7 separate regions of the Mus musculus genome follow, and all the other regions are linked to region 4. The links are chromatin loops, found by intact Hi-C in ENCODE. Cell type or tissue: left cerebral cortex. All regions are shown on one strand. Each heading gives the region's core, and the rest is flanking DNA. Links, peaks and the distances in the headings are about the cores only.

Region 1 (4,322 bases), core at 107-4,106, 480 kb after region 4:
ACCATGAGCGCATGTGCAAGTGAGACGGTGGGAAGGTAGAGAAACCGAGAGGAGACACAGCGGTCCTAGGACCCCATCCAGCCAAGGTGGAGTGAGTTCCCTGGGGTACAAGTGAAGGCACACCCCACTGTGAGCCCCCAATGATTCCTTCCTACCAAGAATATCTGCACTTGAAATCTGGGGGTAAGGAGGTAAGGAGGGGACGCCTTCACACGTTTGCTCGGCTATGAGCTGTCACATACCTGCTCTGTCTCAGGGGCTGTGTGACACACTGGGGACCCTGGGGTGAGCTAACCAGGGTTCTGTCCAGGTGAAGCTCAAAGTCCAATAGGGAAGCCTGCTATGGGCCAACACAGTTGCGGGGGGAGGGGCTGATGAGCTGATGGTGGGGGTCTGGTGAGGGTAGATGAATCAGGGTCGATGTGGGCAGATAGAAAGCCCCTATCTGGAGCTGGAGGAAGGAAAGACAGAGGGGCGGGGAAGATGGCTGAGCGAGGGATGCCAGAACGTCTGACTTCCAAGAGAAACATTTTTGAAGGATGTTAACATGTCACTAGCCAACCCAAGAGCTAAGAATGTCACCAAATATCACCTGAGGCCTGCAGCAGAGCTACCCTGATCTATGTTCTGAAGGAGAACTGGAGGAAAAAGGCTGTCTGTGTACTGGCTGGTTTTGTGTCAACTAGACACAAGCTAGAGTCATCAGAGAGGAGGAAGCATCAGTTGAGAAAACGCCTCCATGGGATCAGACTGTAGGCAAACGTGGGATATTTTCGATGGGGGAGGGCCCAGCCCATTGTGGGCAGAGCCATCTTTGAGCTAGCTGGTGGTTCTGGGTTCTCTAAGAAAGCAGGCTAAGCAAGCCACAGGGAGCAAGCCAATAAGCAGCATCCCTCCATGGCCTCTGCATCAGCTCCTGCGTCCAGGTTCCTGCCCTGCTTGAGTTCCTGTCTTGGCTTCCTTCAGTGATGAACAGCAATGGGGAAGTGTAAGCCAAATAAACCCTTTCCTCCCTAAGTTCGAGGTGTTTATCATAGCAATAGAAAGTCTACCAAGGCTAGGTGGCTGATCAGAAATGTAGCAACATGGGCAGGTTGAAATGTTGCCAAGTCCAGGGCCAAATGATCTTGGGGTATCTTTGGCCCTTTGATATATATTGACTTTTTCCGTGCCTGATCCAGCTGCTTTTGCAACCATTAGGTACTTCCTTTGTAATGTATGAACACACCCCTAGTGTCCACCAACCAACAGGCTGAGAAAGCTATCGGACAGCACCTGGGATGTAGCTGTGATGTCTCTGCGTTACTGTAACCCTCTTACCTGATGCCACCTCTAGTGTTTTAAAAGTGCCTTGATTTGTGACTTTCTTTTGTTCCGTGACTACAAAATTTCATGGAACACTTGCCATGTGGGAATGTGGTATTTAGGATGGCGCCAGTGTGTTCCCAGCCACACAACAAATCCTTTTACACAATGTTTTCATATTTTAAATGCTTGGGGGCTGGGAGGGCCTAAGAAAGATCCGGGTTTTTTGGTTTTTTTCGAGACAGGGTTTCTCTGTGTAGCCCTGGCTGTCTTGGAAGTCACTCTGTAGACCAGGCTGGCCTCAAACTCAGAAATCCACCTGCCTCTGCCTCCCAAGAGCTGGGATTAAAGGCGTGCTCCACCACTGAAATTCAAATTTAAGATTCCTGAAGTTTCGTGGGACTTGGTCGGTGCTGTGATTTACACATGCGCAGGGTCCTTCGTGCGGAAGGCACCAGAAAGGCTCGTGGGTGCCCACGCGAGGCGGTCAGCGCAGAGACCCAAAAGAAACTGAGCGACTCCAAGCGACCTGGCCTCTATGAGGCCAAAAATAAAACAGTTTTATTTATTTTGTCTCCGTGGTGGTTTGTGTTCTTTTGTGCCGGGGATTGGAAGCATGAGACGAAATGCTGATCATTCCCTGCACTCATCTTGTATTTCCAGAGTCCTTGCGAGTGCTCCTGCGTTGGACCCCCGAGGGCTCAGCCTCCCAGCAATTCAATTGCCAGGGCGCACGCGAGGCCCTGCTCACCTCGGCGACTGACAGAATGCTGGGGATGGCACTTTGCTGACACCTCGTGGCCAGTGCGGGAAATGGCTCCCCGAAGGCTGGGAAGAGGGGCTGATAGGTCCTTGGAGGCCAGAGAGACGGTATGTGGCCTTCCAGGAAAAGTGGGGGATGAAAGAAGGGGGCGGGGTGGACAGAAAACACCCTACAGTGACCAAGGGGGCCAGGGACTAAGACTAGCCACCAAGTCCTTGAATCCAGGCCCAAGAGAACCTATGACCTGCTGGATTTCACACACCAAGTCCCTGTCCCACCCTATGGAAGCCACGCCCTATGTTCCAGAGTCTCAATGGAAGGTGGGGTTGTTTTCTGAGGATGGCCACCACTAGATAGCCTCATTGACTGGTGAGACCTTTGCCCCTTCCTCCCAAACCTGAGCATCTCCACCTGACCTGGGATGCCTCGGGAGAAAGAGGAGCTACTCAGAAAGTGTCACTCAGCTGCACCTTCCTCCTGGGGCACTGGCTCCTGGAAGCCATCGCCACGAAGTGAGGATGCCAACACCCCAAGGATCACCTCAACTTCACCTGGGAAATTCCACACCTCCACACCTCCACTTAAACTGCGACACTTAGGATGACCTCATCTGTCCTAGGGGTGGCTCTTTTCTCTTGCCACCATCCTGTGAGTTGGGGCAGGGGAGGGGGAGGGTCTGGGACAGAGAACTAGGTGGGTGTTGTTCCTGTTTGGTTGAAGTGTTGTCAGATCAGCTCCTCCCACAGGTTGCAGGGAGCCAGCTCCACCAGTCTGCTGCCTCCAACGTTCTTACTCCGGTGATGAAAGCAATATACCGTTCTTAGTGTGGTGTGTTGGGGCTCCCTAGAGGGACAGAACCAATAAAGAAATGATGTAGTAAAATACATAATAAAAAAGATAATTATTTCGTTGGCTCAGCCGGGCTTGATCATCCAACAATGGCTCCTCCCACAGTGAATATCCAGAGAACCCAGGGGCCTTTCAGTCAATGAAGCTAGATGCAAGGAAGTCCCAGGATAGCTCTTCAAGAAGTTTCTGTGGGGGGGCTGGTGTCGAGTCCACACAGCAAGGCTGAAGACACTGAAGGCTAGTGTCCACGAAGGACAAGCCACAGCAGCGGTCGCACTCTCTCGGGCAGGAGTGGAGGCAGGTGGGCCCACCTGCCCCCCATCAGTACACTTCTTTATATCCAAGCCTTCCGTTGGAAGGTGCTGCTTCTTGAGGGTGGGCATCACCCTTGGTTACTCTTCCTGGCCATCCCCTCGAAGACTCACACAGAGCATGTCCCACAGGTGAGTCCCATCAAGTTGACAGCGAGACCAGCAATCCCACATAACTCTCCATGGCTGTGTGTTTGTGTCTATTTCTCCTTCTCATAAGGACACCTCATGTGGGATTAGGGGCCTCGACTCTAGGACCATTTCATTATATCTGTTCCAACCAGCATCCAAAGAATGCTTGCCCCCTCCCATCCCCGCCTTCTGAGCTCCTGGGGGCAGGTTTGCAAGTCATGAGTGAGGCAACTCGATCAATAATAATCACCTGGGCTTAACTCCCCATCTTGTTTAGTCCCAGGAAGAAAGTAGACCCTTGATAGTGGTGGTTGAAGAATGAGCAAGAATCAGAAGAAGAAGCCATTAACATTGTATTGTACTGTATTGTAACATTGTATTATATTGTACTGTGTTGTAACATATTGGTCCACTTATGGGTCAAGTGGGCCTCCCACAGCTCAGCTGCTGTAAGTAATAGCCCCCCCACGCACACATACACAAACACACACATTGTGGACACTTTTCCCGCCATACACACACTGTGTGGTGGTGCTGAGAGGTGATTCGGGGCTGTGGAGCTAGAGAGATGCTCAGTGGCTAAAAGCACCAGATACTTTTGCAGAGGACCTGGATTTGATTCTCAGCATCCACACAATGATCCCCAACCACCCATAATAATCCCAGTTTGGGGGAAATCCAGTACCAAGTATGCATGAGGTGCATATGTGTACATGCAGATAAAACACTCATATGAATAACAGGAAATAATAAATCTTAAACATTTTAAAGAGGCAAGATCTAGAACAGGGGGCTAAAGTCATTGGGACTGCATCTTTGAAAGTCATGAATCTGGTCTTGTAGAGGTGGGCATGCGGGACATCCTTACCAGAGTCAGCTCAGCCCCTTGTGCCCACAGTTGGTTCCCTTCATTGTTCTACCCTTTCACCCTTCCAAAAGGGACTTTTTTTGTCCAGAGGTGG
Region 2 (4,322 bases), core at 64-4,063, 82 kb after region 4:
TCCATTGAGCTCTGGAAAGATGTCTAGGTGGGGGTGTGTGGCTGTAGTCCTCACAGTGAGGTCAAGGGGTGACGGCAGGGAGAAGAAAGAAGCCACCAGAGTCACCTGGTGGATCTAGGAGACACACTTGAGCCTGCCTGGCAACTGGGAGACTGCAGAATAGGCAACTCAGATCTTTTCCAACCAGGGATTGTGAAGGCTCAGTGCTCACCCTGTTGTGTTTTGTAAGAAAAAAAAAAAAAAGAAAAGAAAAAGAAGCCAGGGATATGTTTAATGGAGGCGCCCTATGGTATATGTGGACGTGGTACCTCTGCAGGCTCATGCTGAGGCATCCCTTCTCCCAAGGTACCAGCCATAGGATGAATATAGTATACAATAGAGTTTATTTAGGGCCTGGGGAGGGGAGTTGAGGGAGGAGAGAGAGAGAGAGAGAGAGAGAGAAAGAAAGGGGGGAGGGGGAGGGAGAGAGAGACGAAGTGGGTGTGAACACATGGAGAAAGAGAGGGGGAGGGGAATGAGGAGAGAGGGGGAAGAGGTGAAGAGAGCAAGAGAGAGATGAGGGGGCAAGCAGCCCATTTTATATTGAGTCAGGGACACCTAACTGTTGCCAGGTAATGGTGGGGCGGAGCCTAGAAGAAATGCCAACACACCAGAGCCCTCAGGCTCACTTCTAATGAATGCTCACCAATGGTTACTTAACACCTCAACACTGCCTGTGCCAAGGATCCAGGACTAAAGCATCCCAGAGAAATGGTGGCCTGGTCAGTCCCGCAGCTGTGACAAGTCCCCCACCCCAGGGATACTTTGTGGGAGACAGACATTGTCCCTCAGTTCCCTGACTTCTGGACCTGTGGGCTTTGAGGCAGAGTGTCCCAGCAGGGAGGGACGCAAACAAACAAACAAACAAACAAACAAACAAAAACAAATGTGAGAGGGAAGGTCTTTGAAGATAGAGCTCCTAGCACTCATTCTTCCGACTGTATCCACCGGACAGTAAATTTCAGCTATTCGGACATCCATTCAGCCAGATCGCTCACAGACCACGCACTGCGGAACAACACCCAGCCCAACAAGTAAACCTTTAGGAGACTGCAGCGACACACCAGGGGTACAGATAGTCTAGGCTCCGCCTACAGTTACCTGGCAACAGTCCGGTATGCCTGGCTCACTATAAAAGGGGCTGCTCGCCCCCTCCTCTCTCTCTTACTCTCTCCATTTGCTCCTGCTCCCCCTCTCTCCCCATTCCCCTACACTGTCTCCATGTGCTCATGCTCGACCTCTACTCTGAATAAACTCTATTCTATACTAAACCGTCACGTGGCTGGTACCTCAGGGGGAAGGGATGCCTCAGCACGGCCCGCAGAGGCACCCCCTTTTTCTGGTCTTTTCTCTATCTTTTTATAAAACGCAATAGACATTGTCTGACCCTGCCCAGGAATAGGAACACTAGGGTACCCTCAGCGGCAGTGATGGTATCACTGAAGGGTCCGTGTCTGGAGGTGCTCCGAGCTGAGTGAGCATTACTGCGCAGTCCCTCAGTAGGAAGAGCCCGATTCTGCCTCTAACAAGCAGAGAAGCCAAGTCCAAGCCAGAGCTGGACGACTCCGAAGCCAGCTGAGACTTCTGCTTGACTTCCAGTCTCTACTATAGAGTCTCTGGAGGAAGTTTCACGGATGGGGGATCACCCACACTCCAGTTTGCAGAACTCTGATTTTATTAAAACAGCCATGCCCAGGACTTTGAAAACCGCACTTTACACACAAGGAGGACCCTGTGGCGTGGCTTTCCTGTTAGGACTGCTCCTGGGGACTCCACAAATCCCAGACGGCCTTTTGTCTTTGGCGTCTCCAGCTCCTTAGTCTTCAGCCGTTTTTCCCTTCCAGATAATCATTTACACAGAAGGAGAATAATTAGCAGTCAGGAAGGGCATCGCCTCCAGCACCCCCCCATCCCCCCCCCCCAGCCTTTCTCCGGGTGTCTCTTGGAAGAGGGACATCAAAGCCACCGAGGAGGGTTTTCACACAGGGGTTTTCTTTCTCCTTTGGTCTGGCAGAACAGCAGGGAGGCAGCCACCTCCTGTTTGTGCCTGGACCTGGCTACTGCCAGGTTTTCCATCTTGAGAAGACACCCAGAGCTCAGAGGAGGCTACAATAATACAACGCTCCCCTGGTTGAGGGTTCCTTCTCATGGGGTCAGATTCTCCTGACCCTCTCACCATGTGGTCTACTGTTGAAGGGAGCGGTCGGTCAGTCCCCTCAAATGTCAGAGGAGAAAAGAGACTGTTCAAGAAACATGGCCCAGGTTGCATTATAGTTCAGGAGCGAAGAGCTGAGTGGACTGGGCTGGGCTTGAGACAGAGGGGGATGGGCTGGGCTGGGAGGGCGGGGGATAGGGTGGGAGGGGAAGGGTCGGGGATGATGTTAGCATTCTGTCTAAGCTCTGCCCCATAGTTACCTGGCAACAGCCAGGTATGCTCCGCCTCATATTTACCTGGCAACGGCCAGGTATGACCCTCTCCGCAGTTACCTGGCAACAGCCAGGTAGGGCTGACCCACTATAAAAGGGGCTGCTTGCCCCTCCTAGCTCTCTTGCTCTCTTCCTCCCTTGCTTTCTCTTGTTCTTGCTTTCCTTTTCCCCCTCTCTCCCCATTCCTTCCCTCCCTCTCTCCACGTGCTCATGGCTGGCCTCCCCCCCTCCTCCTCCTCCTCTTGTCCCTCCCTCTCTCTCTCTCTCTCTCTCTCTCTCTCTCTCTCTCTCTCTCTCTCTCCCTCCCTCCTTCTCTTGACTCCCCTCCCCATGCCCTGAATAAACTCTATTCTATACTATACCTTCATGTGGCTGGTCCCTCAGAAGGAAGGGATGCCTCACCATGGACCCGCAGAGGCACCCCCTTCCTCCATATCTCACTCCACCTTCACAGAACATAACCCCCCTTCTCTTTATCTTTTTATAAACACATCAGATGGAATCTGGATCTCAGAGACTGGAGCATCCCTGAGAACTGGGTCTTTGCCTACATGGTCATGGGGCCCAATGGGGCTGATTATTTGCCTTTTGGTTTTTGAGACAGGGTCTCTGTTGGCCTACAGAAAATTCTGCTAGGCTCCTCCCAGGAACCTAGCAACAATTACATCATCACCTGTCAGTAATGGAGATTACTGCCTGTACCATTGCCAGATATGGGTGACCTGGCAGCCTGGCAGCATGTAAGAGGACAGCCCATCTCTCTCTCTCTCTCTCTCTCTCTCTCTCTCTCTCTCTCTCTCTCTCTCTCTCTCTCCCTCCCTCCCTCCCTCTCTCTCTCTCTCTCCCCCCAATGTGTTCCAAGTCAGCCTCTCTTTTGGTCCTTCTTTCTGTCTTCATTTGGTCCTCTTCTCTGCCCCCACCCCTTCTCCAGGTCCTCATTCCTCTCCTTTCCCTAGCCTCAAACTTGCTCTGCAGCTGAGAGTGGTCTTGAACTCTCTTTAACCTCCTGCCTCCACCTCCCAAATGTTAGGATTATAGGTGTGCACCACCATGCCCAGTTTATGCTGTGCGGGGACTGGAACCTATATCTTCGCAAGTGATGGATAAACACTGCACCCACTGAGCCACAGCCCAGCCCTGGACTCCTGGATTTTCTAAAGTTAACTTACCAGGTTTGATATGACATGCTGTCAAATGCTGTCCAGGTCTCCAGAAATCACAAAAGAAGAGGAGGATTCAGCCTGGGCTGTCAACAACTTCCAATGTATTATGGTCCCACTTTCATGTCAACAAGGGAAACGGGCTTGGGAGGTGGTTTCTTAGCCAATATCATGGTAAGATTTAGGACTGGAATTCAAGGTTTGGTGTAGCCATGGCTGGTTTTGGCACTCGACCATCAGTGCCTGATTCTGAGCAGACACATCAGTCCTCAGCTAAACAATCAGTGACTACATTTCTCCTGACTGTCTGTACTGCTGCCATGCTGTTCTAACCTTAGCCTAGGGAATGGTGCCAACCATGGGGGGCTGGGTATTCCCATATCAATATACACAGTTAGGACGGTTTTCATATACACACCCACAGGCCAGCCTGATGTAAACAATACCTTCACTGAGACTCTTCCGTGGGCATTCAATTAAATCCAACATCAGATTTCTTTAGGGACCGTTAGCATGTCTGAAGGGCTGTGTTTGAGTTCACTTGTGAGTGAGAAATTTTATTTATGAACCGGGTATTTCCCAGGACTATCGTCGGCGTTCCTAACCACTTCCTGACACCTCAATACTCATGGGCGTGTTAAGATGTCCTAACAGGACACAAGCCAGCAAACTGACCAATACAGCTGGAAGGAGCCC
Region 3 (4,322 bases), core at 126-4,125, 100 kb before region 4:
ATTCGAATTTACAGTGACATCTGATGATTCAGAAAGGAGCCGGGGTTGGGGGTGGAGGGCAGGTGGACACTTTACAGATGAAGAAAGGCCTCTTTGGCTCACCTAGCGTGCCCAGTTCAGTTCTTGATACATGGTAGATGTTCACAGAATGCTGAATGACAGCATGCAGGGGTTGGGTTGACAGAAGGAGACAAGCCGTGACAGCTCTCCTCAGCCCTGGACTGGGCTGTGTGACAGGGTGGATGGAAAGTGTCCTTCCTGACTGAGTGCTCAAACATCCACTGTGGCATGTACCTGTGAAGGACTTCACACAAGACAGTGGATTCCTCCGGAACCTGAGGTGTGCCAGTGGTGACAGGGTGGAGGTGTGGGGGTTATGGTCTCATCCCTGGCAGGTCCCTCTTGAGGAACAGCTGCTGCTTCCCATCCTGCCCTGCCATCTTCTGATGTTAGTATAGTCTTTTTTTTTGGGGGGGGGGGTTCTTCTTTGGCTTGTTTGTTTTTGAGACAAGGTCTCACTATGTAACCCTGGCTGTCCTGGAACTCACTGTGTAGACCAGGCTAGCCTTGAACTTATAGATGTTCATCTGCCTCTGCCTCCCAAGTGATGCTGACATATGCTGTCTTAGTTAGGATTTTACTGCTGTGAAGAGACACCATGACCAAGGCAACTCTTAGAGGGGAAACATTTAATTGGGGCTGGCTTACAGGTTCAGAGGTTCAGTTCATTATCATCAAGGTGGGAACATGGAAGAGTCCAGGCAGGCACAGTGCATGAGGAGCTGAGAGTTCTACATCTTCATCTGAAGGCTGCTAGTGGAAGACTGGCTTCTAGGCGGCTAGGATGAGAGTCTTAAAGCCCACGTCCACACCTACTCCAACAAGACCACACCTCCTCCAACAAGATCACATCCATTTCCACAAGGCCATGCCTCCTCCAACAGGGCCACACGTACTCCAACAAGACTACACCCACTCCAACAGGGCCACACCTACTCCAACAAGGCTACACCCAGTCCAACAGGGCCACACCTACTCCAACAAGGCCACACCCACTCCAACAAGGCCACACCCACTTCAACAAGACCACACCCACTCCAACAAGGCCACACCCTCTAATACTGTCACTGCCTGGGCCAAGCATATACAAACCATAGCATATGCTGACCTCCTCAAACCTATTGAGCCCTTTCACCCACCAGCCTTTTCACAGGATAGCTCACTGGCAGGGAAAACCGACACCTTTGACCTTCACTTTGGTACCTCCCACTCAGTTTCCAACAGCCTGGCTCCCTGGGGACACTTTCCCTGGTCTCTGGCCTACCATCACCTCTTGTCCCTGAGTCCCTGAGTGTCAGGGTTTCTCTTGTCCCTACCTGCTCTGTGGCACTACCCCTATGACCCCTCTCTGGCACTCTCTGCCCTCCTCACCCCCGCCATGTTTTCTCATCTGGTCACATATTGGGGGGTTTGAATAAGAATGGTAGCCCCCTCGCCCCACCCCCATCCCACCCCCTGCACGAAGTGGAACTGTTGGGGGAAGGGTTAGGAGGTGTGACCTTGTTGAAGGAAGTTAGTTCCTGGGATGGGATTTGTAGTTTCAAAAGCCTGTGCCAGGCGCTCTGTCTCTGTCTCTGTCTCTGTCTCTGTCTCTGTCTCTGTCTCTGTCTCTGTCTCTCTGTCTCTGTCTCTGTCTCTGTCTCTGTCTCTGTCTCTGTCTCTGTCTCTCTCTCTCTCCTTCCTGTCTGTGGACCATGATATAAAGCACCTGTGTGCTTTTTACTCATGGACTCACCCTCTGAAACTCTAAGCAAACCCCCAATGAAATGCTTTTATTTATTTTTTATTACTTTGTTTTTTAAAGAAGAGTTTCCATAGTTACAATGTTTCTTTACAGCCACAAGCAGTAACTAAGACGCCATCCTGTACCAGGGCAGAGACTCGGAGAGAGCAGGACCCTCACAGCTCGTATCATAGGCGCAGAACCTGGTAACAGTGGACGTTTGTGGATGCTGGCAGGATCCTCGAAGGATGTCAGATCCACTAGCCAAGGATCCCCCCTGTCTGTCCTTGAAGTCCAGGTTTCCTCTTGCTGGCCTGTACTGTCTACTTCTTTCCACCAGAGGGCACCAGGCCACCTTAGTTGGAGGCTGTCACCAACTTTTTGAGGTCATGTTGACTAAGCTCAACCAACAAAACAGAACAGCAGCAGCTAAGCCCAAAGTCAAAGCAACAAAAGAAACAAGGGATGAGAGAGACCTCATCATTACGAAGAGGCCATGTGAAAAAATAAACCAAAACCAAAACCAAACAAACCCCCACAGAACCGGGGAAGAGGCCTACAAATCATATCTCATGAAGGTTTTGATCCATCATATGTAAAGAGCACTTATAGTACAGCAACAACCCAGTAACCTCTTGAGCAATGGCCAAAGGGATTAAAGAGCCTTTTCAGAGATGGCATACTGTCAGCTACAAGAAGCATTGAGAAAGATGTGACAGCAGTGCTTATCATGGAAACATGAGAACGTGGTGAGTCTGTAGGCCTACTGTGCTGATTGTAGAAAGCAGTGCATTGGTGAGCGTTGGAAGGAAGAGAACTGCCGTGTGCCACCAGTGGCAGGTGAAATGGCATGGTGTGGTTTCTGTGGGAAGTGTGGGTTTGTAGAGGTTACACTACACGACCTGGCAACACTGTTCTGAAGATCATATTTAAGAGAAATGGAAACTAATTTCTATGTTCAGAGCAGGGCAGTTACTTAGGTAAAAAGTGGAAATAATTCCAAAGTTCAATGTTGGATGGATGGGTAAACAAAACAGAGCATAATGTTCACAACGAAATATTACACAGCCATGAAAAAGAACAGCTTATACATGTTGCACTGCAGGGAGAGCTTGGAAACCCCGTGGCGAGTGGGAAAAGCTGCATGTCTGCTACCCGCGTGAGAGCTCACAACTGGCAGATCACAGAGAAGAAAGCTTAGCATCCAGGATATACAACAGCCACCACCAAGTCAGCTGCTGAGTGACTGCTAGAGAGCAAGGTTCTCACTGGGCAGAACACTGCTGTGTGGTATGTGTCCTCAGGAGCCAATTTCATACCCTGGGCACTGTATGACAGCACAGCCTGGAGGGCAAAGGCCTTACCCAAGGTTACACCCTATGCCCTAGGGCACTGGTTCTCAACCTTTTCACAAGGGTTGTAGGTCACATATCCCACATATCAGATTCGTAACAGTAGCAGTTTAATTACAGTTAAAACTAGCAATGGAATGATTTTACGGTTTGGGGTCAGCACAGCGTGAGGTCTAACCAGTGCCTTAGAGGGTGCTGGCCTACCCTCGCCCTGCCCGGCTGGCAAGCACTCATGGTACCTGAGCAGACAGGCTCCTGGCTGCTCCAGTGCGGTTTGGAGGCATTGATGCAGGTCAGCGTCTTGGCTCCCTGCAGCTCGTAGCCCAGGTGGCAATGGAAGTGGGCCACCCCGCCCGAGTGCAGATCCATCACCGTGACCTCTCCGGCATCGGGCCTCCGGGGAAAGGGGCAGCTCAGCATGAAGGCTGCGGAGAAGACAGCAACCCGAGCACATTAGCCATGAGCAGGGAGGCTGTGGGACCCACATCCTGGCAGCAGCTATGTGCTGGGGATGGAGGGGCGACCCTGTCGAGGAGGGCTGGGTGCTGGAGCTGCTGGCTGGGTTGTTTCTCTACCTGATTTTGGGGAGCTTGGCTAAGTTGGCAGGAATCCTCCTGCCTCCACCCCTCAGCACTGGGCCTACAGGTGAACCCTGCCTTGACTTTCTATGTGGGTTCTGGGGATGGGAGCAGTGCTCCTTCTGGAGATGGAAACACTGATCCTTCTGGGGATGGGAACACTAATCCTTCTGGGGATGGGAGCACTTCCTTCTGGGGATGGGAGCATTTCTCCTTTCAGTGATGGGAACAGTGCTCCTTATGGTGATGGGAGCAGTGCTCCTTATGGGGATGGGAGCACTACTCCTTATGGTGATGGGAGCACTGATCCTTATGGAGATGGAAGCACTGATCCTTATGGGGATGGGAACACTGATCCTTATGGGGACCAGAGCACTGCTCCTTCTGGGGATGGGAGCATTTCTCCTTACAGTGATGGGAACAGTGCTCCTTATGGGGATGGGAGCACTACTCCTTATGTGGATGGGAGCACTGATCATTATGGAGATGGAAGCACTGATCCTTATGGGGATGGGAACACTGATCCTTATGGGGACCAGAGCACTGCTCCTTCTGGGGATGGGAGCATTGCCCCTTATGTTTGAAGGACAAGTTTTTCCTGAGCCCTTT
Region 4 (4,322 bases), core at 120-4,119:
ACACCTCCTCCAACAAGACCACACCTACTCCAACAAGGCCACACCCACTCCAACGAGGCCACTCCCACTATAGCAAGGCCACACCTCCTAATACTGCCACACCCTGGGCCAAGCAGATTCACACCATCACAATCTATATCTTTGAGATGAGGTCCACCAGGTGAGCCTCTCTTCCTCTTCCTTCTGCTGGCTCCTGTTCCCCTCTTTTTAATTCCAAGAGCAAAGCCTGCTTTAGGGTTTCCCTGCCTCATGTAGAATTCTCTTCCTGGCACCTACTGCATTCCTCCTGGGCCAGCCCTGCTCAGCAAGACTTCACCCATCAGGCCTGGTAAAAGTCATGCACAGCCACCTGTCATATTCCATCATGGTCCATCCCTCCATTAAAGCACACAGATGACGGCCGAGACCCTGTGGATCTCTTGCTGGGGTGCCAGAAGTGGTGCCTAGCAGAGGAACATTGGGTCCCCAGCATTGCTCATATCCCTCACGAGCCGTACATCAAAAACCCAAATTACCAATCAGAGGCAACTGAGTTACGGCAAGGCCTGAGGGGGCCGAGCCCCAAAATGAGATAGCAGCCCTTGGAAAGTGAGGGAGGAGACCCCACTATCTTTTGCAGTCACATAAGAGAGTGGACATTTGCAAACTAGGAAGACAGTTCCTACCAGAGAAAACTCTGCTGACTTTATGAACTTGCACTACCAGCCATGAGAGTTTTATTCATTCATTCATTCATTCATTCATTCATTCATTCATTTGTCACAGTGGCTTGAACAGAGCCAGTCATACCAGAACTCGGCGCACAGGGAGGCTCTCTCATGTCATCTTTCCAATCTGTCATCTTTAGTTGCCATTAACTGTGAACTCTGATTCCTGCTGGTGGGTTCAAAGCCATGCAGCGTGGGGGGTCTGGGAAGGAAAGCTGCCAACCCCCTGTGATATGGAGATTTCCCTCTCTACATGGTGGTGGGCAGGTAAGTAGGGCTGCCTGCTGCCCCTCTTCCCCGACTTTGGCCTAAATTAGTTCAGTATTTATGTGGGCATCTGCTTTGCCCAATTTTGGGAGGCTACTTTCTTGGTACCTGTTCACAGAGGAAGTTTGTTCTTAGGGGAACAGGAAACCACTGCATGTGTGCGAACATATGCCGGTTTCTCTTTACACGAGTTACAGAATCCTATAACCACACTTCTAGGTTGGTCCCATCAGCCCTCCATTCTATTTACGTCCTACAGATGGCAGAATGGAGTACCAGACAAGAAGGTCTCTCTGAAGGTTAAGTGCACCTAATCAATGAATGGACTGAGCTTTTGGGTTGAGGCAACTCTGATTTCCAAACCGTTTTCCTGAACCTTGCTAATTTCCTTCTCATATTCAATCCGACCACTCACCAGAGCAGCCTTGCCTCCGCCCTCGTTTTGCAATTGCCACTATAAGGGAGTCCAAACACTGGCAGAAAAGGGCTAGATGAGGGTCTGAGTTGTAATGACACCTTGCGAGTAAGCATTCTCTGCAAACTTCTCATCTCTGTGTCCCCCCTTTTCACTGTGTGCCAAAAGCTGACAGTAATCTCTCCCTGTGACATAAGGACCAGATACCTCCAGTGGCAGGGAGTGAAGCCAGGTGCACAGACCACCAGGCTGAGAACCATCCTAGCTTTCAACAGGACATACACGTGTCTGCCTCCTTCCTGCCCAGCTGCAGCTTTGAGCGCCCCTCGTGGAGGCATGCAGTATGGGCCTGCCACGCAGCCATCAACTGGCACACAGGAGAGCCTTGTGTATTGCGCTCCTTTGAATGGCTTGCAGGAACGGACTCCTAACCAAAAGTCACAAACCAAATTGTTCGGGAAACATCCTTTTTTATGCCTTGAAAGAAGAAAGAAAGGAAGTCGATATGGTTTCCTAATGACCAGCAGAACTGTGTGAATAAAAGAAGAATCTTTTAAGTTTGTCTCGGGTAGTCCCTGGTGGGGGCAGCCAAAACTCTTTGAAACAGAACGGCACATAGAAAAGCACACTTAAGGCCGACGTAACAACGATACATCTCACCACATGTCAGAGGCTAGGGGAGGCAACAAATTAGAGTCTTACTGAGAGATACTGGATTTGCTTTGTTAATCCAAGGGGAAAAGAAAAGGAACGGCAGGCTTTGCAGTCTCGGCGTGTGCGTGCATTGCTCTCCCATGCATGTCTTAGGCAATAGGGGTCCTCTTAAAAAAGACAAGCTACACTTTATTCCCATCAAAACGGCCCAGAGAATGCACAGCCTGCAACAAGTTCCCACCCCTCACACTGCATGCAGGAAGACAAGTCTGCAACACTGGGCTCCTCTGATGCCTCTCCTCTCTGGTTTGTGGATAAGAGCTGCCGGTTAAAAATAGAATTTATTGCGGAAGATCAATTGTTTCCAAATGGACCATGAGAACTGGCAGTGCCCATGGGCCACCCTGGCTCCCTTCTTATGACTCAGTCAGAACCCCATGGTTAGTAACGAGCCTTTGGATGAAGTGTATCGTGGACTTTAATTTGGCAGTGACCTGAAGTTAATTAAAAATATATGCTCACTAGCCGCGTGGTGTGGAGCAGTTGCAAAATATAAAATGTCTAAAAATTGACATCACAAATGCACACATCCTGCCTTCCCTCCTACACTCTGGCACACACTGAGGAATCAGGATACAGGATCCTGATCTTGGGTGACATTTTCCTATATGCCATTAAGACCCCACCCCATGCCAAGGGTGGTGCCTTAGAGAATGTCAAACTCAGAGGTAGGGCCACTTTAGAAAAGATGGTGAGCCTCTGGGCATCTTTGAGTTCTGCTTGTGGAGTGGCAGGCACACACACACACACACACACACACACACACACACAGATTTAAGAGCTGGGGCAGGGCAATCTGGATTCAGTTCAAGGCCACCACGTTATTGTTGGAAAGAGACAGCTAATTAAGAAAAGGCACGCTGGGTAGAGACCATTGATTTAAACCAAATCTCTTTTCCCATCTTTCCTAGGGAAACTGCCCAGACCTGGTGTAAATTGGAAATACCACTGTCTCACAAGGGGAGGGGGTGTTCTCAATGACATGTTTTGTTAAATAGAGGAGGCAAATCATGCCCATCGCTCCCATTTCTGGGTCCAAGAGATTGGGGATATAATGTCTGATGTATGCTGAGGGTACTCCAGGCCACAACGAAGTGATGGGACCCAGAGCTAGGGCCTGGAGCTGAGAGCTGTCCGGGGCCTCTGGTGCTGAACTCAGGGGCCCAGAATTCCCCGCGGCGAAGCGGCAATGCTTCTCTGTCCTCAGAACTCCAGATCATCAAGAAAACCTCAATTATACAGAACTCCAGATGGACGGGGGTGCTGGGGAGTGGGGTAAGCGCTCCATGCTGTGGTCAGCTCAGGCAGGCTCCAAGCTTTGTTTTGTAAGTTACCACGGGAGGAAACAAGAGTCACACCTTGCCAAGAGAATGAGAGGTTAAGTGATCCAACCCCAATAGCTGACACCGTGGGCTCTCCTGGTGTCTTTAGCTCTGGTGGCTGGGGGTGGGATCAGCTTTGGGTGAGTTATTTGCCTCCCTCTTCTCTTCACCTCAGCATCTCACTGTAACTTCCTGGGACCCTAGCAGGGTGGAGCAAAGGTGTGACTCCAGGCAGGTGAAGGAACCGACAATCTCGACAATCTCCATAAACTCAGACCCCCTTCCCTTCCTAAGCAGCAAGCACGTGGGTTTCACCAGCACCCTCTCTTCACTCCTAATATCGATGAAGCTGTAGAGGGATAAAGGGGGCCAAGCCCCTGGGGTTCTAATATCTCTCTTCTCACCAAGTTCTGGGAGCCTTGAGCTCTCCTCCATCCGAAGAAGCCACACCCAAGTCCAATTTCCTGACACCTGGCTGGGACCTATCCAGGAGACAGCCCCTCCGGATAGTCCGAGACAGCGTGGGATGGTGGGATGGGAGGGAGTCTGGTTCTGGAGACAGGCAGTCAGCTGTCCGCTTCCTATACCTATCCTCTTCCACAGAGCCTGGCAGAATAACCTGGCAGCCAGCCCCGGGTGCAGTTGCAGAGAGCTTCCAGAATCTGAAGGTTTGGAGAGGACCCCACTCCCAAGAGCTTCTCCCGGAAGCGTCTCCAGACTGCAAACGGGAGCCCAGAGACCGACGAAGGACCCGCAGCCTAAGGCGAGAGTCCTTCAGATGCGTCCCCGCCTCCGCGCTCCGGCAGGGACGAGGTGCCCAGCCCGGTATCCGGGCGGTCCCGCGGGTGGCGCGTGTGTTCCCAGACCAGTCGAGACCCCCGACTGCTCGGGTCAGCC
Region 5 (4,322 bases), core at 162-4,161, 210 kb after region 4:
TCAGCCCAAGCTGTCCTCTCCATCTTAATTATCAAAGGGACAAGAAGGGAGGAGGAGAGAGAAGGAGGGAGTAGGGAGGAAGGAGGAGGAAAGAGGAAGAAGAAGAGAGGAGGGTGGAGGAGGAATGAAGGAGGAGGATTGAATGAGGGAGGAGGAAGGAGTAGAGAGGAGGGTAGAGGAGGGAGGAATGAAGACGAGGGAGGAGAAAGGGAGGGAGAACGAGGAGAGAGGAGGAGGGAGAAAGAGGAAGGAGGAGAGAGGAGGGAGGAAGGAGAAAGCAGGGGAACGAGGGAAGGGAGAAGAGGGAGGAGGAGGGGAAAGAGAGAGGGAGGAAGAGGGGGAGGGTAGAAGAGGGAGGAGGGAGGAGAAAGGAGTGTAGAAAAGGGAGGAATGAGGAGGGAGAAATGAGGGAGGAGGGGGAGGTAGAAGGGAGAGGAGAAGAGGGAGAAAGGAGGGTGGAGGAAGTAGGAGGAGGTAGGAGGGGAGGGGAAGAGGGAGGAGGGAGGTAGAGGGGGAGGGTAGAGAAGAGAGTAAGGAGGGAAGAGGAGGGAGGAGAGAGGAGGGAGGGGAGAAGAGGAGAGAGGAAGGAGGAGGGAGGGAGAAGGGGAGGGAGAATACAGAGGAGGAAGGAAGATGGGGAGTGTGGAGAAGAGAGGAAGGAGGAGGAAGTGCCTCCTTAGATTAATGGGAAGGAAGTGTCATTTTGAGAGCTAAGTGATTCACGTGTTTCTAGTTAATGGGACTTAGAACCTTTTGCTTTAATAATAAAAAAAAAATGGTCTTAAGTAGCCAAGGCTGGCCTTGAACTCTTGTTGGATTGGAGGGCCAAGTAAACCAACATGGGAGACATTCCTCCACAGGTGACGTGACTCAGAGGGGAGCTCTCCACCGAAAAGCAGCACAAGGTAAGAGTTGACAGGTTTTCCAATACTAGAAAGCTCCCAATGGGTGAAGATTTAACCAGACAAGAGTTACTGATCTATCTCTCTCTCTCTCTCTCTCTCTCTCTCTCTCTCTCTCTCTCTCTCTCTCTCACACACACACACACACACACACACACACACACACACACACACACGGTTGAAATAGTCACATGACCAAGCGTTAGTGGCATTCGCATCGAGCCAGGGGTAAGAAAGTCACATTTGCTAATATGCAGCTGAGACCAGTGGGTAAGTTGGAGGAGAACCAACTGCCAGTCCCTCTTGGAAACAGTTAAGATTTTTTTCCTATGCCCAAAGAGGCAAAATTGTTCTCATTTCCCAGTGGTAAGATCTTGAACATAGAAAAGCCTAAAATCATTGACAGGTGAGATATCACGAAATAACAAACTCAGCAATTTTGCTCCATACAAAGATCGAGGAGGCTTCTCACAGGATGCATAACACGATTAAATACAAAGCAAAACGCTAAACAAGCACTGGTCATAGAGCCGTGGAAATCAGGAGTTTCCTGCAAATAAAGCTAATTCGGGTGCTCACGGCACACGTGGTTAGGAAATAAGCATTGTGGGTAGAGAGAGACAGGCATTGTGAGAGATGGATAGGGCTGAGGTCAATAACAGTGTTACCATGAAGCTGACAGTTGTCTCCAGTCTAACTTGTAAATCAGCCGTTCCAATGAATCAAGTTTCCTCATGGAACCTTTTCTTTCTTTTTAAAAAATTATTTATTGTTATTTTATGCATAGGGATGTTTGGCCTACATGAATGCCAGTGTATCATGTGCATGGCCTTGTGCCCACAGTGGACAAAAGGGGACTTTGGATAACCTGAGAATAAAAAGTACAAACAGTAGTGAGCCACTGGGGATAGAACTTGGGTCCTCTGCAAAAATAACCAGGGCTCGGCAGACACTGACATCCTTTGCTGCTGGGTTTTCTGTGGGTGGAATGTGTCGTAGGCTGGCCTAATGCTGCCCACAATTGTTTGCATGAGAGAGACACTGAGGGAACCTTTCCCCAGTGAATTCTGATTGGTAAATAAAGATGCCAGCAGCCAACAGCTGGGGAGAAGAGACATAGGCGGGGTTTAGGTTTCCCAGGCTTGGGACCATGAGGAAAGACAGAAAGGAGCTATCATGCCTTAGAAGAGTGTGCAGGAGAGAGACAAGAGCTGCCATGGGGTAGGGAGGCAAGGAGAGAACCCTGGGCTCTGGGCCAAAAGGACGTGGGCCAGAAGTCTGAGTAATCGGAGTTAAGAGCAGCCAAGGAAGAACAGAAATTAGTAAGCAGTAACACAGAGTTATCGGTAGGAGGTGGATTCTACCAGCATGGAGGATAGGCAGCTGCCCAGCTATTGTGCTGCATAAGGCTGTGTGTGTGTCTTTCATCTGGGAACGTAAATGGTCAAAGGCAGGAAGGAACTCCATATCAGGATTTATTAAAATATTCTTACTTCAGGAATATGGGGTCCCATGTAGGCTGGGTAGGCCCTCTATCATTCATGACTTGCATCTTAAGGTTATTAAAGACTCAAGAAGACAAGGTTATCTTCAAAGATAGGCTAGGTAAGATGTCCCTATGTGTTACAGTTTCCTTTCTGATGCTATGATAAAAAACAAACAAACAAAACAAAAACAAACACAAAACAAAACAAAACAAAACACCATGACCAGAAACAACTTGGCAGAGAGAAGGATATCTGTGGCTTGCACTTCCAGGTTACAGTTCACCACGAAGGGAAGTCAGAGAAGGAATTCAGTAAGAGCTTGAAGGCAGACACCATGGAGGAATGCTGCTTGCTGACTCCCTCAGACTCATGATTTGCTAGCTTCTTTATAAAGCTGAGACTACCTGCCTAGGGTATGGTGCCGCCCATAGTGGGCCAAGCCCTCCTACATTAATTGACTTCTCCACATGCATGTCCACAGCCCAACCTAGTCTTGGTAATCCTTCAACTGTGACTCATTACTAAGGTGACTTGCTCCTGTGTTAGATGGTTAAAGCTATTTAGGACACTGCAATTTATTGAAAGCTAGCCAGCAGGACCAGATTGTGCAGGAGCAAAGAGGAGCATGAAGCCAGTAGAATGGGGATCTGTCCCCACCCACGGCATGAGGGATGGTGGTGGGGGAAAAAGGGAAAACATAGGTATCTATTTCATACCACACACCTACGTAAGATGGATTAAAATCTAATTATACACACATAAAAAAAAAGAAGTTTAGAGCTTTGAAGGCGTATGGTAAAACATGAACTGAAATTAAGGAGGGCAACTTGAAAGTAGGAAAGCATAAGCTGTAAATAAGAGGTCTGTTTGGCTTCATTGGAAGCACTTTATTAACTGAAGGGCATCATCCATAAGGGTATAAGTTATCCACAGTCAGAGTATCGAAACTTAAACTATCAGAAACTGGTTGGTGTCTATACACAGACTATGAACGATTCCCAGAAAGTACAGAAGCCAATCATCATGACCGGATGAGTCACAGAGATGAAACGGCACAGCTTTCACGGAGACAAGGGACCTGCCGTGCCAGCTCTGGGAAATTACAGTACACACTGTGGCAGCTTGTGGTGGGTGGTAGGCTCAGCATCCCACACACTGTCCCCATCACAAGAGTCATCATTTTCAGAATGCCACAGAGATAGGCTGAGGTCCCCAGAACAGGGACAGGCCCGAGGGTCCCTGCAAATCTACATGCTTAGAGCTATTAACAAACTTAGAGCTTAGAGCATTAAACAATGCTTAGAGCTATTGCCCAAAGACAGACAGACAGACAGACAGCAGAAGTAGAACACACTCCTGCCTGGCTCCCAGCATGGCTGCCAGTCCTAGAAAAATCTTGTCCCTTAAAGGTCAGCTGTGGGCATGGTGGCCATCTATATGCAGCCTCTTAATACAAGCATTATTTACATTTGACTGCCAACAGCCACTGACAGCCATATTGCTTCATCTGTCTGTCCTGAGTAAGGTCACTCTTATTTACTTCCCTGTGTTCTTTTAAGAATGCTGTTCTTAACTTCGGAGAGTTTCAAAGAGCCAGCAGAAAGGGTGGGTGGAGCAGCATGTACTTTGGGGACACAGGGAGAAGTCAGCTCAAAGGCCTGTCCTCAGCCCTTCCTGAAGACCGAAGGCTCTCTCCTTGTGGCTGGATTTCTCGTGCATCCAGCCATCTCTTGGAACCCTCAGATGTCCCCACTGTGTGGCCTTACCTGGTCACACAGGGTTCCAATCAAGCCTTCCAGGTCATGCTTCTCATGGAGAGCCACCTGTTTTTCTTCATATTCCTGCTCCAACTGCATCTCCAGCTGACGGAGCTGTGGACACACAGGACAGGCGTGAGCACCCTTGGATGACTCCTGAGCAGCAGAGCCCCAGC
Region 6 (4,322 bases), core at 143-4,142, 83 kb before region 4:
CATAAAGGCCCTCTGTGCTTGAACGATGGGATGGGCTTTCTCCTAACGAGCTGCATCTAACCTCCCACCAGAAGGCCATCTTGTGCTCCAGCCACAGACCTGACCAAGGACTCTCGCACGTGTGGGAATCATCCAGCGCCCCCTCTCCCCCTGCCTTCTCCTCCCTTCATTCCCGCCGGGCCGAGTGTTGCCCTGGGGCCCCTATTCTGTTCTTAGCTCCTCCGCCATATCCAGTATGGGATGCTGAGAATCTGGTACCTGGGGCTACCCCTTGTCCATCATGTGCCCTGTGGGGTCAGTGGCTTAACACAGCCAGATGCCCACCTAGGGTCATGTGGAAAGTGTGCGCAATCCTCCCGTGTCCACCTGCCCAGAGCACTGGAACTCTGGCGGGACACAGGTTCTCTCCCACTCCCCTCTTTCCCCCACATCCACGGTCCCGCAGTATTAGAAGTGTGCTTCAGACGCTCTGAGTTAGACCTTGGGTGGTGGGGTAAAATCTTCACTAATTGAGTCACATAGCCATTGACCTGTGAGGATCACACTATATCCCATAATACCAAGCCCAAGGCCAGTGCATCTGCATGCCCACACAGTCATCACATGGCCTCCCACAACTCATCACGTGGTCTCCCACTCAGTAATCATGTGGTCTGCCATGCAGTCATCACATGGTCTCTCACAGTCATCACGTGGTTTTCCACAGTCATTATGTGGCCTCCCACGAAGTCATCATGTGGTCTCCCACGCAGTCACCACATGCCTCCCCCCATACAGTCTTTGCATGGTCTCTCGTGCAGTCATCACGTGGCCTCACACATAGTCATCACGTGGCATTCTATGGCTGGCAGTTTACAGCTGAGAGGGTTTTGTATGACCCATGCACAGCTGGGGACATTTTTACCTGTCCAACTGGGGGGTTGGGCTCTCGGCATTAGGTGGGCCAGGCTGCTGCTCTATCCTACAGTGGAAGGGACAAATCCTTTCCCAGTGAAGAAGGAAGCAGTCCTGATGTGCACTGTGACCAGAGCAGAGGTCTGGGCTATGTGCACCCTGCTGGTCCGTGCAGGTTTTAGGCCAACTTCATTAGCTGGGATACATTTTATACACACGTGGCCAGATGAAGGCTTCGGAAGCCCTGGGTATGGCAGAAATGGAACCCATAGATGATGAGGGAAGCTTGGATTGAAGTGGAGAAAGAAAGGCTGGGCTGGGGTGATAGATAACCTGGCTGGTACAGTGCTTGCCTTGCAAGCATAAAGACAGGGTTTGAGCCCAGAACCCACATAAAAAGCTGGGCCTGAGGGAACACACTTGTGATCCCAGCACTGGAGAGGCAGAGACAGGGGGATCCCTGTGTTCACTGGCCAGCGGATCTAGTCAGGTCAGTAGCAGAAACACTCACATCTACAACACACACATGTGCAACACACTACACATGTGTGCAACACACCCCAAACACACATGTGCAACACACATGCAACATTTCACACGTGCAACATTACACATGTGTGCAACACAGTGCAACACTACACACATTTGCAACACATGCAGCACTACACACGTGTGCAACACACTACACACATGTGCAGCACATACACATGCAACACTACACACGTGTGCAACACATCCCCACTCCAAACACACATATGCAACACTACACCCTTGTGCAACACACACTATACACATGTGTGACACACCACACACATGTGCAGCACACACTATACCCATGTCTAACACATCCCTACCCAAAACACACATGAACACACATGTGCAACACATACTATACACATGTGCAACACACATGTGCAACACACTATACTCACATCTAGCACATCCCTATTCAAAATACACATGTGCAACACACACTACATACACACATGTGCAACATACCCCCACCCACCACACACATGTGCAACACCCTCCACTACACACATGTAACACACATGTACAACACAAACACACAGATACGCACAGAGGGAGGAAGGTGGGGAGGGAAGGAGGAGGTAGAGAGAGGATGAGAACAGAGGGACCACCAGTTAAGAGCTCTGACCTTGCCTGACCTTAGTTGACCTTGTCTGATCTCATCTGACCCTGGCTGATTTGCACGACCTTGGCTAACCTTGGTTGAACTACCCCTTTGCTGAGCCTGTTTTCTCCCAGGTAGCGCAGAAGTGGGAAGTGTGTCCACCATGGGGTGGGAAATGCGCCCCAAGGGTAAGCAGGGTGGACCGGGTAGTCCAGCTACTCTGAATTCTTTTTGTGGCTTTAAAATGGTGTCACGATCTAGTTTATCTGGATGTTGTTGCTGATGACCTCTTTTGGAAAGGAGATTGTCGCTGATTGGCGCCAAAGCTATGTAAGGGTTTGCCAGCTCGCTCCATTTTCCTGCCTCTGCAGCCAGATCCAGTCCCAAGGCAGAGGAAAGCTTTGGGTGGAAATTGGATTGCAGTTTAATGAGTGGCCTGAAGGATGTGCTACAGTCGTTAGGCTGGTCTGGAAAGCCAGACGCTGCTTTACACAGGACGACACGTGTGCGTGTCTGCTCTTTCTCACTGTGAGCAGAAGCGTGTTTCAGATGCTAGGGTTTGAGGCAGCCCCATCCCAGCGCTCCACCCCATGCTGCCTGGGAGAATCTTGAGCCCAGCATCCTCCTAGCTCTGCCTCTGGCCCCCAAACCTGCACTCTGGGAATGCTGTCACCTCTGACCTTGCGGCCATTGCCTTATGTCATTACATTGCCTTACATTGCCTTCTGTCCCTCCCTGACAGCCAGAAGAAAATGCCTTCAGCTCCTGTGAAATCCCCGTCTCCCCAGTCATCCATGCATGGGTGTCCCCTCTGTTCTCTTGACTCACGTCTCTTCTACACATTGTAAAATAATGTTTCCCAGAACTCCGGTTTTATTTTGATTTACCAAAAAATCTTCAGGCTGGATTTCAAGGTTCTGAAAGAGAGGTCTCGCTAATACTCACTGTCCTGCCCTACCAGGAGGTGCACTACACTCTCAACTCCACCATTCCATCAGCATTTGAAAACATCCTGTGCTTGGGAAGAGAGGAAGGAAATCCCAGTGGTCGCTGCCAAGCCTGCAGTCAGCAGTCCCTGGGAATGAGAGTTTGAGGGAGGAGCAAACCTCCGAGTCTCAGTCTCCTTATCTGTGAAATGGGTGCATGGGCACCACCTCACCAGCAGTTGAGAATTAAATGTCCAGGGCAGGAGCAGAGGAGACCCTAAGTAGTACCCACTGGCTGTAGTGACAGAGATGCTCCAGTGACATGCTTCCACTCTTAGGACTCTTTTTCTCACTGCCAGCCCACGAGGCCCTGGCTTGACCAAAAGTCATATTGCTTTGGAAGATATGCTCCCTTCCTGGTGAATCTACAGAAGCTCTAATTAATTAATTAACCAGTTAATTAATTAGTTGCTTTCTTCCTTTGATTGGTTTCCAGCCAGGCTCCTGTACCTGCTACAGAGCTTAGAAGAATCCAGATAAAGACCAAAAATCAGCAATGGTGGCTTCCCTGCCCTGGGATGGTAGGGTTGGGAATGTTTGTGATTGCTAAAAGCCCTTATCTCTGTCTTCATTTCTCAGTCTCTGTCTCTCTCTGTCTCCATGTCTGTGTCTGTCTCTCTGTCTCTGTGTCTGTCTCTGTCTCTCTGTGTCTGTCTCTCTGTGTCTGTCTCTTGCTCTGTTTATTTTACATGCTTCTTCCCTCCCTAACTGGGAGCCCCTTTCATGCCCTGGATCATAGGGAGGATGCCTGACCGTTTGCTGAGAAGGAAGGGGCTTTGTGAAGTCTAGAGTGGGCCCATGCCCCCCATCCCTGGCCCCTGTAATCAGACATTTCTGAGATAAAAGGCACCCTGACCACATGAAGCCAACCCCTGCCCAGCTGCCAAGGAGACCAAGCGACCCAGTGCTCCCAGCACCCTGGGTACACTCCGAGATCTGCTTCATTTCTTGAAGACAAACAAGGAGCTAGGCTGTGGGCTAAGCTCTCTAAATAGGAGCCGGACTTCAGGCTAGCCCTCTAAAAGTGAGCCAGGCTGTGGGCTGCGAGGAGATTGCTCTCCTTGTGGGCTTGTGGGCTCCAGCGAGAGGGAAAGTCGACACTGTGCGCGCTCCAAACAGCACAAGTCTCTTTTTAGGGAAGATGCCACTGTCTCAATTAAAACGCAGACCAGAATATTTAATGGCACGGAAATTGATTTAGATGCTATTTAAATAATTTCCCCCTGGAGAAGATGGGAATTACTTGGCCTAATTTTCTGGAAGCATACATTTCCTTCCCTCTCAGAACTTCCACCCACTGCTCCATT
Region 7 (4,322 bases), core at 291-4,290, 270 kb after region 4:
GCATGTCCATGTATACATTTATATGCAAACCATGTATTTACTTATGTGCATGCCCATGTATGTATTTATGTACACACCATGTGTCTGTTTATGTGCATGTCCATGTATTTATTTATATGTATGTCCATGTTTACTTATGTGCATGCCCATGTATATATTTATGTACACACCTGTGTGTTTATGTGCATGTCCATGTATGTATTTATGTGCATACCCATGTATATATTTATGTGCACATCCATGTATGTATCTATGTGCATACCCATGTATTTATTTATGTGCATGCCCATTACCTTTCGACCCCTTCCTGCCCATTCACCCACACAGCCACTTCCCCAATTACCCAGCCACATATCCAACCAGCCACCCGTATGCTCAGCCCATGTTTACTGAGAACCTTTGACGTGAGAGCAAGTCACACACGTCAAATGATGACCCTCTTGCAGCTTACAGTCCAGGCAAGGGGTTGAGAAAGAAGCAAGCAGACAGACAGTCGGTGAGATAATCTCAGGTGGTGCACGCTGCAGGGAGAGACTAGTGTGGGCACAGAGAGATGGTGGTTGTGTTAGCATGTGCTGCTCAGAGGGACCCTGGGAGGATATGACAGTGGGCTCAGCTGTGACCAGGAAGGAACCTAGAGACTAGGAGTTGGTAGAGAGGCCCTGGGACAGAAATGAGGAGCACAGCAGGGAGGAGGGCAGCCAAGTGGAGGCCACTTAAAACCACCTGACCTCGTGGAGCTCGGAGCATGCTTACAAGCAAAAGCTTAAGTAAAAGTGACAAGGAACCGTCCCACAAGAGGATGTGAAGTCATTTCTAAAATGCTGTCACAGTGAGAGAGCAGGGAGGGGATGGTGATAAGGCTCAGCAGGTGAGGGGCTTGCCACCAAGTCTGAAAGACCAGAGTTCAATCCCCAGGACCCTCAAGGCAGAATTCTGGGACTAAGTCCTGCAGGTTGTCTGTGCATGCTACGCAAAGAAATAGATGTTTTCAAATTATTTTAAATTACATGACAAACAGGAACATAGTCAGCCGGGGATCACGACAGGGCGAGGAGCTGACATTTTCCAAATTCCCTACAGTAGCTGTGGGCTGATGTTGTGACCCAAATACAAATAACTGACTAATTAAAACAAATCACAATGCGCTCCTTTCAAGAGTTCTGTCTCCTTGCAAATGTGTTTCTTTCTCTGAAACAGAGTCTCAGCTACCCCACAGGCTGGCAGGGCCCAGTGGGCCAAGTAGACAACTGAACAATCGAACAGTCGGTCTCGGGGAGAAATGGGAACCCTGGGGGAGATTCTGCCCATGACTAACCAGCCTGAACTTCGTCTCCCCCCGCACCCCCCCCCCATCACCACCTTCACCTCTGGGGTGCCAGAGCAGTGAACGTGGGTGGTCGCTGTCGCTTAGAGGTGACAAAAGGGACTCAGAGGATCGCCGGACAACACAGAGCCACCGAGTGGAAGAACCCGCAACCTCTGAAGCCCACCCCATCCTTCAGATGTCACCTAGCACATCCTTAGGACCCGGGTACACGGTTCCTGACGTGAACCGAGCCGTCTATTTCTCTCAGACAAACATGTGTAAAGGGAGACGTTAGTGCTCCATCTCCAATGAGAATCATTGTCGCCTGTCACAAGAGAGAAGTAGAAACACATACGCGACACGGGCGCCAGCAGGCCATTAGATTCTAATTAGATCCGTTACCTCCGCGATGCTGAAGCCAGCTCTCTCTTTCTTAAAAAGGGAGCTGAGCAGGCACTGGAGAGGAGCCGGATGGTCCATTTACCCCTGGATGAGACCAGACCTAGGGTGGGGGTGGGGGTGGGGGCGGGAGTGGGGAGGGGGCAGGAGGGTCCTGGGAACTCTCTAACAAGAGCCGGCTTCCCCACTGCTGTCTTCCGCGCCCCCTCCCCCACCCCACCCCACCCCACACCACTGTGCACATCTGCCCTGGAGTCTCTGCCCCCTACCCCACCCCACCCCCATCCCCTGCAGTGACCTGCAGAGTCTGGTGAAGCTGAGGAGAAGGAGGTTGGCGGTGAGGTTTCTGGGAGGAGTTACGGGAGGCCTGCTGGGGGCGTGGCCAGTAGCCCAGGTGTTGAACCCAGACTCGACTCCTTTGCCTTGGTTCAGACAGGAGCAGCTGCTCCGGGCACCCCAGGAAAGCCAAGGGCTCAGAAGAGCCACCCGAGGGGGAGAAAGAAGGCCCTGGCTAAGATCACAGCTTCAGATTACAATTTCCACCACTGCCATTCGCGGATGACCACAACTCAAGCACAATTATGACCTTTGGCATGTCGTGAGAGTTCCAAAGATCCCTTTAGGCTCAAAGACTGGGTGGAGAAGGCAGGCATGCCCAGTACACTGTCGCCGCTGTGTCTCCACCTATAAACTCCAGGGGGCGCTCTTGGCCAGGCCCTGGCCGTGCAGGGGCCCAGCTACAGGTCTGTCAGCTGCTTCAGGAAATGGCTGTAAGGTCTTATACCAGGAAAATGCTAGCTTTGGAAACCAGCGTCCCCTCTAGGGGTTCAGTTGACTAAAGCTACTTCTCTACTGAAATGGGGTCGTGGGTTATCCCAGCGTCTTCTACTAACCCCCTCTAAGGACTTTGTTGTGCTCCTCAGAAGGACCCACACCGAGGTTGGGGTAGGGGAACATGCCCCAGCATCTAGATAAACAGGGATGTACCTCCGTGTGGTCGTCAGTTAAAAGTAATGACAGCCATTGAGATTTGCGTGGGGCTTACGTGCCAGGGACACTTCTGGGATGCTCACAAACCCTCCAGGAGAGTGTGACCAAGACACACAGTCTATTTTCCTGCCCAGCATGCTACAGAAAGCAAACAGGGTCCTGGCCAGACCCTGTGCGGCAGCGACTCCGCTATTCTGTCTTCCATGGATGCGGAGGGTTCATTACTGTCACCAGACCCCTGATAAGTCACCCAGGGAGGAATGAGTCCAGGAGTGGATGAGCTGAATGGCTGACAGCCAGCTCTGGCCACTCTGTCCCCTGCCTCCCCACCAACACTTGAAAAAGAGAATGACATGGAAAAGAGAATGTACGAGAGTCGCTTTACCCAAAGAAACCAGCCATCTGGACCCTCAGCCCACCATCAGGACAGCAGGAGATCAAGCTGAAGATAAAACAGAAGGGAGCTGGACAGAGAGGGTCAGGAAGGGGTTGTCAAAGAGAGAGGTTGGACTAGTTCTGACAGGGACAGGGTGTGTCTCTCCCTGCCCCCAGCCTGCTGCAGAGGGTTGCCCACATTTGCTGGATGCTCTTCTCAGCACCAGCTAGAGTTCCCAAAGCTGTGCCTGGGGCATCTCCCTGAGTGCGGAGGTCATTCCCCACTGCACATTGGACTGGCAGCCATTTCTTTCGTTTCTGGTATAAAACAAAACCCCTCTGTAGCCAGGGGGCAGGCAGCCCCACTCCTGCTCCCCAGATCTCAGCAAGCCCTTCTGGCACTTCTAGGCTCATGTCTCATGTGTACCCGTGTCCTGGAACACCTGCTTCAGCATCTTGCCCTCAGCTAGCCAAGGACAGGTTCAGGATAGGCCACCTGCCTGTGATCACAGACAACAGTGTCTAGCTGGGTTTCACTTTAAATGATGGCAGCCTAGGAAAAGGTCCAGAAAGTAAGCCAACCTCTCAGCAAGCTGCCTTCTCTCCTGCTGTCATCTTGTTTTTTCCCCCAGAGGCTACCTGCATTTGTCTGAGTGAGGCCAGGCTCAAACCATCAGTCACCTAGGCAGGGCAGAGCTGACTCAGTGATTCTCAGTGGCAACAGAGGCATGGAACAGGGCAAGCTGGCCTCAGAGTTGGTGTCTGTCTCCCCAGAGTTCATCTAACACACTAGAGGAAACAGAGGCTCAGACATGGCCTAGTCTGTAAAGGGAGGGCATGAGATGGTATCCCCAGCACCTATGAGAAAAAGCCAGGTTTATCAGCACAGGCATGCAATCCCAGCCGTGGAGAGGCAGAGACAGGCGCCGGTAGCTTGCTTAGCCAAATCAGAATGCCCCAAGTTCAACCAGAGGCCTTGTTTCAAAATATAGGATGGAAAGAGATGGAGGGAAAGCAGTCAAAGTCTCTTCCCAGGTCACACACCGAGGAAACCGATCCCTGTACCATACCCCTGCCTGGGTAAGTGTCATCTCTATGGGACTTCTCAGGGCCTTCAAAGCCACTTTTGTGAGTCTCCAGCGGGGGGCGGGTGTGTGTGTGTGTGTGTGTGTGTGTGTGTGTGTGTGTGTGTGTTTAGCCCAAAGTAACCTCAGGATGCCTTAACAGAGCCTGCAACACTTCCCAGGTC

The links. A loop is a pair of places that touch in the nucleus more often than their neighbours do. Peaks named below come from ENCODE experiments on the same cell type or tissue, not always from the same donor. Only the 100,000 strongest peaks of a DNase experiment are listed, where the experiment ranks them.
Region 1: a loop joins it to region 4, with 2.7 times the contacts of the local background. A loop is called at or near these places in 4 of 42 quality-filtered maps.
Region 2: a loop joins it to region 4, with 2.5 times the contacts of the local background. A loop is called at or near these places in 6 of 42 quality-filtered maps.
Region 3: it touches region 4 in a loop (3-fold over the local background); 8 of 42 quality-filtered maps call a loop at or near these places.
Region 5: it touches region 4 in a loop (4-fold over the local background); 3 of 42 quality-filtered maps call a loop at or near these places.
Region 6: a loop joins it to region 4, with 2.6 times the contacts of the local background. A loop is called at or near these places in 3 of 42 quality-filtered maps.
Region 7: it touches region 4 in a loop (2.7-fold over the local background); 5 of 42 quality-filtered maps call a loop at or near these places.

The regions. Positions count from the first base shown.
Region 1 is chr5:113,052,436-113,056,757 of GRCm38, forward strand. No RefSeq gene overlaps it. Among named protein-coding and RNA genes, the nearest start is that of Gm22740, 10 kb to the left of the region's middle. In left cerebral cortex, for the core only: a CTCF peak has its summit at 2,094 (motif pointing left); DNase peaks (open chromatin) are centred at 2,102 and 2,807.
Region 2 is chr5:112,654,543-112,658,864 of GRCm38, forward strand. All of the region lies in intron 1 of Gm30529 (predicted gene, 30529), which reads left to right. Among named protein-coding and RNA genes, the nearest start is that of Gm30529, 7.5 kb to the left of the region's middle. In left cerebral cortex, for the core only: no CTCF peak of the experiment used is centred there; a DNase peak (open chromatin) is centred at 1,628; H3K4me3 peaks cover 415 bases.
Region 3 is chr5:112,468,223-112,472,544 of GRCm38, forward strand. Sez6l (seizure related 6 homolog like) reads right to left here. Exons shown (of 17, transcript NM_001253916.1): 5 at 3,375-3,560. Among named protein-coding and RNA genes, the nearest start is that of Gm42160, 6.5 kb to the right of the region's middle. In left cerebral cortex, for the core only: a CTCF peak has its summit at 2,120 (motif pointing right); a DNase peak (open chromatin) is centred at 2,142.
Region 4 is chr5:112,572,405-112,576,726 of GRCm38, forward strand. The region is part of intron 1 of Sez6l (seizure related 6 homolog like); the gene reads right to left. Among named protein-coding and RNA genes, the nearest start is that of Sez6l, 2.6 kb to the right of the region's middle. In left cerebral cortex, for the core only: a CTCF peak has its summit at 1,726; DNase peaks (open chromatin) are centred at 1,138, 1,726, 2,622, 3,308 and 1 more place; H3K4me3 peaks cover 3,458 bases; H3K27ac peaks cover 2,170 bases.
Region 5 is chr5:112,778,430-112,782,751 of GRCm38, forward strand. Myo18b (myosin XVIIIb) reads right to left here. Exons shown (of 44, transcript NM_028901.2): 33 at 4,156-4,260. Among named protein-coding and RNA genes, the nearest start is that of 1700095B10Rik, 13 kb to the right of the region's middle. In left cerebral cortex, for the core only: a CTCF peak has its summit at 2,237; DNase peaks (open chromatin) are centred at 2,175, 3,041 and 3,480; H3K27ac peaks cover 2,401 bases.
Region 6 is chr5:112,489,210-112,493,531 of GRCm38, forward strand. All of the region lies in intron 1 of Sez6l (seizure related 6 homolog like), which reads right to left. Among named protein-coding and RNA genes, the nearest start is that of Gm42160, 14 kb to the left of the region's middle. In left cerebral cortex, for the core only: a CTCF peak has its summit at 2,469; DNase peaks (open chromatin) are centred at 2,492 and 4,114; H3K27ac peaks cover 280 bases.
Region 7 is chr5:112,846,670-112,850,991 of GRCm38, forward strand. All of the region lies in intron 12 of Myo18b (myosin XVIIIb), which reads right to left. Among named protein-coding and RNA genes, the nearest start is that of Myo18b, 48 kb to the right of the region's middle. In left cerebral cortex, for the core only: a CTCF peak has its summit at 2,408 (motif pointing right); a DNase peak (open chromatin) is centred at 2,404.